2 separate regions of the Mus musculus genome follow, and region 2 is linked to region 1. The links are chromatin loops, found by intact Hi-C in ENCODE. Cell type or tissue: left cerebral cortex. All regions are shown on one strand. Links, peaks and the distances in the headings refer to the core of each region. The heading gives the core; the rest is flanking DNA.

Region 1 (4,397 bases), core at 301-4,300:
AGGATGTAAGGTGGCACCCACGGAGCACCTCCTATTTCTGTCTCCCACTTACAGCACAGGGGCTGCAGGAACATGTCTCCAGCTTTTTATGTTAGTGTTGAGATTCAAACTCAGCTTCTCATTTTCCCTAGGGCCCCTAGACCATCTCTCCAGGATGCTCTTTTTCTACCATCTTGCTGACACCTCTCTCCTTACTTCTCTAAACACTTAGATATTTCCATTGAACAAAATCTATCATCATGTATTCATTAATCAATATTATTAAGTATATCACAAAGCTATTCTTGGAAACTAAGGGTGTTAAAGAGCAATTCCTATCCACAGGGATCCTATGGTCTTAGCAGACATATGTAAGGTTATCAGTGCAATGTAAGAACGTAGACCATCTCAGACTCCAGGACATACATAAGTAAAATAAAACCTTTCTTCTCTTTAGAAGTGATTGAGTATGTCTTGGAAGATGGGAGTCTTAGAAATTATCTAATTTACACTAAAATTGTTTTATTAAAATTAATTTTAATAGTACAAAATTCCACCTGGACTTCTAAAAGAAGACAGATAAGCAGATGACAAAGCTAAGTCTCAATAAGCAGAGGAACAATTTCAGTTCCACTCTAAATAATCTACAACTTGTTCCTTGACTGAAAAGGAAAATCGCAGACAGGAATATTTGGTGAGAAACAAGGGTTTCAGAAAATGAGTTTGTGTGTTAGTAATCATTAGCATAAATTCATTTCTAGAATCCTTTAAAAAATTAATTTATCATTTTTACCAGCAAGAAAGAAAGCAAAGTATCTAACCATGCAAGTGCCTGTTTTCCCTCTTCTCCCTTTGTGCTTATAGATATACGTGCTCCCTAGAAAAACAAAGTCCTGAGTGACAAACCTCATGTGCTCTGCCCCACAATCAGCAATCAAATCAATAGTATTTACTAAAGAGCTCAAAATATATTGTATAAATATATGAAATCTTTTAAAAATAGAAAAAATAGTTAATAAATAATTCATGAAATGAAAATATTTTTAAATTAGAAATAAACAAAAATGAAAAATGAGCAAAAAGAAAAATTATAAAAGTGTACATTCATAATTAAAATATTCTCTGTTTAGTGGATACAAATATTTCAGCAATTATTCAAGATAGAAAGTAAGGCTTCAAAATACCACTTAACACAAAATCCTAGTTAGTGGAGATAAACTTGAGCATAACTTTTTAACTACCACTTTTGTACAAGACAAAGATATATTTTCTGAGCTGAAAGATGGAAATATGTAGTAAAAATATTCTGAAACACTATTTCACCTTTCCTAGTAGCCAAAATTGTACTTTTCAGTGTTGTATTTTTGAAAGGTGTTTTAATGAAGGCATCAGAGTATAACAAGCTTAGAGACTCCTGGGGCTGTAATTATCCAGTTTGTTTTGGATCAGACTGTCTGTAGTTAGTCTAGTATTTTAATAAGGTCTACAAGGACTAGAAACAGTGAACAGATGAGTTATGAAACCCACTGTCAACCTGAACAAAAGAAGGAAAAGAGCCAACTCATAAAAAAGAGTAGGACACCCCTATAAAATTATAGATTATTATTTACAATACCACTAGTTTAGGTACAAAGACCAGGGAATGAGGGGCTCAGCTAAGGAAGGCTCTGCCCACATATAATTCATTATAAAAATAGAGATGCAAAGATGTCCGTTTGTTTCAACTAGCAAAGTGGAGATATATGTGATCTTTAAACATAGCTATTTCAGGAAGAAAATTTATTCCTCCTCCAAGAAATTATATTGAGTTTATATTAATGGTAGGTGATCTTACCAATACATTTTGCCTTTAGCATTTTAAGCTGTTATTGAGTTCCTGACTACTTTTCTGGCATTAAACTATAAAACTGTCATTAAGAATGTGAACCCAATAAAGATAAAAATACCGAGGAGATAATCTTCATTTTGATGGCAAATCCAAATCTCGTGCAGCTAAGCCGTTTCCTCAGCCCTTCCCTTGGTGTGAGAGCATCCTCCAGGAAGGTAGCTATCTTGTGTTGTATCCTGACAAAGGAATCTGTTATTAGATGCAGAGAAAAGATGCCAATTGTGGAGCCAAGATAAAGCAACAGCTGGCCTCGTTTCATATTTTCCAGTAGTTAGTTGAAGGGGAGGGCCCTGCTTATCTGTTCCAACTATTTAGTGTGTAAGTAGAATCACTTTCCATAACATTAAAATATCTCTCGTCTCCACCCAACTCTCTTTCTGCAGCTTTTTATGTTACCCAGCACCCTTCCTACACTTTCTGAGATCACAGTGTCTTGGTCAGCTCACACATCCCGTTGTTTTAACAGCTATACTTCCAATTATCACTTAGCCACATTCTTTCTTAGAATCCAGTAGTCTTCATTGCATTTAGGACCAAGGCGCTGGCACAGAGGCAGTCACAATCCTGCTTAAGCTTGCAGGGCTCCAGGTGGAAGGCTTCAGCATAGGCCGGTGGAGACAGAGAGTCTGCCAAGTGATTTCAGAGTCCAACACCCAGTAGTAGATCTAGGCGAAAGTATGACTGGTTACATAATGAGTAAGAAATATTGGAGTGTCTAAAAACATGGCAGCCAGGATAATTCTCAAAACTACTCTAAAGCTCCCAAACACCACCTGACTGAATCTAAACATTGTTCAACTGGCTAAGAGAGGACCTTGGAAATCTGAGTGTCACGGGCCTTAGAGTTATTACTTAGTGCTGGGCCAAAAGCCCAAAGGGCATTTTAGAAGTGGTATGAAGGCTTTATATCATTTTCCACCTAGAATTAAAAAGAAATTATAATTTTAAAATGGCCTGTGAAGGTAATGAATCCCATCCAATGGAAAACTAGTTGTCTATGCTCAGCTTCAACAGTAAAACTGGGAATTCTGCAGACACAGGAGGAAGGGGTTATCAGTCTCATTATAGACACGGGGCTAATGTCACTGTGGGGCATAATGAATAGAAAGTAATGAGGATTAAATATTTACTACATTGGGAAGGAACCCTTTGCCTTTTATTTGAAATTAAACACTACAAGCATACATTTAGATTAATTTTATTATCCTTAAAGAACTGTTTGTAACATTTTACAAATCTTCAGACTGTTCAAGAAATACAGTAACAGCAATAAATACACCAAAACATGAGATTTCTCTGATGAAAGAAGACAAAGGAAAATGAACAAGGAAACGCCTGGGAACAAGAGGGCACGACGTCAGCTCTGGATCTGAGGTCGAAACCAAGTAGACCTCTTTATGATGTCTGCACACAGCAGAGGGTAACTCAAGCCATAGAAATAAACATGGAGTTGTGAGCTTTACCTTTCTGGGAAGTTTCAAAGGGCAGTATTTGATATCCCCCCCCAAATGTCTAAAACACTCTAATGGGTAATAGTGGAGGATTCAAATCCACAGAAACTGGCCTGACAGTAACTGCCAAAACAAAGAAGAGCTTTAGTATCCCTCAGTGTTTGTGATCTTTGTGGCACACTGTGAATTATAAAAGGGCATGATCCCTATTCACCTGCAGAAAGTCATAAAAATGGGCTTTATAAAGTTTCAAGGTTGTATGTATTCAAAATCGCACATAGCTGTGCTGTATTTAGTAAACGACTTCATCGGTTAACTGATAGCTATGCCTTCAAGATATATCCAAACTAGGTACAAAGGATCCACAAATATCAACAATTTGTAACCAAAATTCTCTAGTTTACATATGCAAAAGTCTGCATTGGCTTTCAATTTAAAACTTTAAGAAAGTAGTGAGTAGTGTTGGTTCAATCACTTGGGTTAGGAAAAGGTAGATGGCTTTAGCTTTTTACCAGGAATTGTGAACAGCTCGCAAATGAGAAGTCACATTCCCCTGATTAGGAAAGATATACTGCCTAACATTCCCAACCAAAAACAGCATCGCAGTGGGTTTTTAAAAGTATTTTGTGAAATTAAAATTCTATAAAAGCCCTTAGGATACCTCATCTCATTTCCCTTAGACAAGAATGAGCGAAGTCACTGGCGTACTTGGGCCATACACACATACATTTCTATGTGCACTGCATTGCCCAGTTGAGACATGAAGCCTTTTTAAGGTGAGGATACATACACACTTAAAGTGTTGACCGGGTGCAGCATTTAACTATATCGTCCCTAACCTCATTCCAATAGAAACAGTTTATCAGTATCTTGTGAATTCGAGAAACAACACGCAAAAGAAAATGTTACATGCAAAAATTCCTTGTTCCAACGTGAAACACTAGGTCTGTACCTCTTAATAACTGCACATCTGTTTAATAACTGCACATCTGTTTAATTTGGCTAACAAAATGTACACGGAGGAAAGATGTTATTAATCCTCCTAACGCAAGTCTTAGTCAAAGGCACTTCCACAGAGC
Region 2 (4,397 bases), core at 170-4,169, 71 kb after region 1:
TTGGACGAGAGGCATCAAGGCAAGAGCTGCAGGAGATAGAAACCAGAGGGGGCAGAGGTTTTTATAGAAATGTCTATGTGGGTAAGAAACAAAGGTTGGGGTAAGACCACCTCACTCTGGAGGTCACAATGAGTTCAAGGCGCATCTTAACTTCATCTGTGCCTGGGCTGCATCACTGGTTAACACACCATCCCAGTAACTGGCTGCACTCTACTCAGTTGTTCTCATTTGCCTCCGGGTGGGGGGTTAGAGTGTTTGAGAAAGACACAGCAGCCAAGCTGCTCTTCAGACCTTAGTGTAAACTGCTGGGCAGCACATCCTTTACCTCCATTAACCTAAATCAAACAGGAACTGATGGCTTCCGAAGTAATCATCCAAACATCCAAACATCCCTCCCAAATTACAGAAAAGACATAGTTTCACTTTCATCCTAAATACAAAAGTTTCACATTATTGCAGTTATTCATAATGCCCAGGAGAACTCATAATGCCGTGGTAACCAAACCCATTTCGCTCCTGTAAGACAAAATATATCAGAAACCATGAAACTCACCCACACTCTCCCAGACTCCCATTACACTGATCATGCAAGAAATCACTCTTGCTATGAAAACACAATCTCCAGCTTTAACATAAGCCTCATGCACTCCACGGCACTAACACTTCCGGGTACTAAAAACCCAGTAAGAACCAAAGAACTGCATACCTTTCCATTGTAACCACCTTTGAGTGCTATTAATCGGTTTAAGGGGGTAGGGGGGGTGTCAGAAATGCATGCCTTCCCCTGTGCACTTTGGTGATTTCATCCCATGCTCAAAGCACTCCAAGAAATTAAATCATCCCGGCTGTGTCATGAATCACAGCTGGCATGCCTCCGAACTGCTCTCCGATGATGAGCAAGCAAGATAATCTAAGACGCTGATTCCACTCTACAGAATTTCATTTTTAGCATCTTCTATAATGCTGCTAGGCAGATTTTAAAACAAAAATATCAGTGTTATAACACTCACTCATCTAGGGTTTGTGAAACCTCAGCCCACTACCCAGAAAATTGGTGGGGTTTTGTTGTTGTTGTTGTGTTTTGTTTTCATTTTTTAAAAAGCCCCCCCCTTTTTTCCCCCAAAGCCCAGACAGAATTTAAAATGTAAAAGGTAACTAAGTGGATTGTGGGCTGGGTAAAAGCTATTTAAACGGATAACCCAGCTCTTTGCTCTTCGGAGAGCTTTACCTGAGGGAGAGGGAAACAGAAAATAGAGGACTGTGATGGTCATATAAATTACACCCGTATCTCATCACCCTTTACCGAATGAGTCAAGAGATGGCTCATTTAAGTTCCACTACAAGGAGATTCCCCTCAGGGGGAGGGGCTGGTTATGCTACCCAAACACCACTCCAAGCTACCTGTCTCCCTCCCACATCCCTTCCTTCAACTACAAACTCCTGTTTCATTTTTTTTTCTTTCATCTTATTGTAGCAAATGCATTTTTTCCCTGTTTTTGCAAGCCGCCTTGGATCTTTCCTGGGGTAAGAAGAGAAATATAAAGAAATAGAGATCCCGCCCCCCCCCCCACTTCCCCGGTTCTAAATTTAAATACAGCAGGCAGGGAGAAACAGTGCAAACGCTGTGTGGGTGTACATGGCAAGACGGTTTGCTCAGTATCTAGGAGAGGATAGAGAAGAGAATGCTAAAGGGATTTGAGAGCGTGTGTGTGTGTGTGTGTGTGTGTGTATGTGTGTGTGTGTGTGTGTGTGTGTGTGTGTGTGTGTGTGTGTGTGTAGAAAGAAGAGGGAAAATAAGATTAGTGGAATAGTGGAAACAGGCACCCATCTTGACCATCCTTACCGTCCACCCCCACCCCACCCCCAGCCCCCGACCCTTCTGAAGCCCACTGCAGTGCTCTGCGGGAAAGATTTCCCACCCGAGCAAAGAGCTAAAGGCCGAACGGGCAACCTGGGAAGACGCGAAGGAATTGAGACCAGCAAAGATAGGCTAAGCGGAGACGAGAAAGGAGCTAAGAATCCCGGGAAGCCTGATGCGATCGCTGGCACAGAAGAAGTAAAGCAGGGCTGGGCTACCGAGACGTACCTGGAGCCACCAAAGTAGAGGATGCCCCAGGCACCTCCGGCCTCCCCTCCTCTGCCTCCTCCCGCTGCTTTTGCTCTTGCAGCTGCTGCTGCTGCTGCTGCTGGATGAGGCTGAGGTCGGAGCGACTGAGTTCGGCTCTAGCGGCCGCGGGGACCAGCCGCGCCTTCAGCAGCACAGCGGCCAGGCCGAGGAGCAGGGCGCAGGGGACGCGACGGCAGAGCCTCGCCATGGCGAAGAGCCAGGGAGCCACGGAGGCATATTGCGGGGCTGCGGGAGGCGGCGGGCGCCAGGGCTGCGGAACCCGGCCGCGCCCGCTCGCTCGCTCCCCCTCGCGCCGTCTGCGGTGCACAGCCTCGGCAGGAGGAGGAGGAGCGGGCCGGCAAGAGGATGGCGAGCCCGCTTTCGCATCCTCGCGCACGTGACCGCCGGGAGGGGCGAGCGGGGGCCTGGGCCCTGTGGCTACCCAGCAAGTGCTCTGCAAGGTGATGCTGGTGCCCAGGCGTTTAGCTAGGCGGAGATTAACAGGAAAGAGTTTCTGGCCCTTAATCTTTACCGAGGCAGCAGGAAAATGTAGAGTGGAATAAAATTCCTTCCACTAGACACCGAGGTAGAAAAAGGTGGCACATTAATTTCCTTCTAAAGCAATCAGACAACTGTGGTTCAAAAGCCAGGTTCCTTTAACGGAATAGTCTCTGCTGTCCCTTGGCCCACTTACAAGATAAACTGATATTCTCCAGGCTTTTTTTTTTTTTTTTTCTGCTTAAATGAGAATTTCTTTCTTCATCATAAATTATTCCTAATTACACCTTTTCTATTTGTAACCTATACTTTCCATGTGTTTGGAGGGTTTTTTAATTTGTTTTGTTTTTTAATGTCTTGCTAGATATGGTGGCTCACACCTTTAATTTTTAGCACTCAGGAGGTAGAGGCAGGCAAGTATTAGTAATTTGAGACCAACTTTGTTCTACATAGGGAGTTCTAGGACAGCCAGGGACTATAGAGAAAGACCCTGTCTCAAGACAAACAAACAATCAAACAAACAAATAAAAGTCTTATTTAACAAATAATAAACTAGGAGTTCTCTGTGCGTTTTAATCAGGAGCTTAGAATAAGTAAAATAGAATCCCTTCGTTCCAAATACTTACTGCCTGTTAGGGCAAGGCAATAAATATATAAGCAAAATATAGTCCACAGTGGTGGTTGCAACTGAAGAAGCAGTACAGGCATTTAGAGCTTACACAGAGTTGAAAGAAATTAAGTAAAGTCTGTGAAAGACACCGGGGAAGGTAGTCTGCACAAAATAAAAATTCACACAGAAATAGTAGATACCAAGTCGTCGAAAAACTGGAAGTGCGTTTGTGTGTGTGTGTGTGTGTGTGTGTGTGTGTGTGTGAGAGAGAGAGAGAGAGAGAGAGAGAGAGAGAGAGAGAGAGAGGCATAAAAGCATAATGTATTGGGAAAGTTTAAGCTGGGAAAGCAGTTACCAGAGGACTTATCCTTTTCTACAGTGAGTGCAGACTATTAAACTGTTTAAAAATAACTAGCAGACACTTGTGCTTACTGTGTGAGGCACTGTTCTGGCATCTCACAGATGGCAAATGCAGCAACCTTGGATGCTATATAAGCAAGCAGAAATCTACACTAAAGACCATTCTGGAGGTTGATTGGGAGAGAGATACCTACCAACCATGCTTTTAATTTTCTTTTTTGAGGGTCACTTTGCTATCAGCATGAAAGACAGATTGGAGAAGGGAAGGCAGGGAAGAGAGATGGACACATTTGAGACATTTGTGATAAAACAAAATCAAATAACAAAAAATGAGAAGTGACAAAATGCATGATCCTAAAAACAAGAGGAAAGACAGGGGAAATTGGTATTTAAGGTTGGAGTCAGCAGAGATAGATGGTTGATGGAAGTTGATGGTGACGAGGTAGGCTATGTCTGACTGGAGGTCTCAGTTGCCTGATTGAGATCTTAGGTGGCTTATGACATTATCAAGATCAGCTGTCGGAACTGATTAAAGGATAAAGCTACACTGAAGGGCCTCGGCTTTAACAAACTGGAGTGTTTTGTATTTGGAGTGCACGAGGGAAGTTCTACACATAATCTGTCTCATCTGGCTGCACGGCACTCTTCACCTTTTTAAAGCTGGCAGAACATTTGAGCTGCCTTTCTTCTCCCTGCCCTTCTCATTCTTAAGGTTGTCCCTCCCAGTGTTCCCATCTTTGTGGAGACAACAGGCTGGTTGCTCAGTGGTGGAGAAAGACTGTGGTCAAGAATATAAAAATGTTCCTATAAAATAAAATAACA

What was found. A loop is a pair of places that touch in the nucleus more often than their neighbours do. Peaks named below come from ENCODE experiments on the same cell type or tissue, not always from the same donor. Only the 100,000 strongest peaks of a DNase experiment are listed, where the experiment ranks them.
Region 2: a loop joins it to region 1, with 2.3 times the contacts of the local background. A loop is called at or near these places in 2 of 42 quality-filtered maps.

What each region holds. Positions count from the first base shown.
Region 1 is chr2:83,882,139-83,886,535 of GRCm38, reverse strand. It overlaps Fam171b (family with sequence similarity 171, member B), which reads right to left. Exons shown (of 8, transcript NM_175514.3): 8 at 3,002-4,397. Among named protein-coding and RNA genes, the nearest start is that of Zswim2, 57 kb to the left of the region's middle. In left cerebral cortex, for the core only: no CTCF peak of the experiment used is centred there; a DNase peak (open chromatin) is centred at 2,384.
Region 2 is chr2:83,810,667-83,815,063 of GRCm38, reverse strand. It overlaps Fam171b (family with sequence similarity 171, member B), which reads right to left and starts at 2,452. Exons shown (of 8, transcript NM_175514.3): 1 at 2,087-2,452. The coding sequence starts at 2,315. In left cerebral cortex, for the core only: a CTCF peak has its summit at 2,419; DNase peaks (open chromatin) are centred at 869, 1,533, 2,450 and 3,679; H3K4me3 peaks cover 2,650 bases; H3K27ac peaks cover 2,575 bases.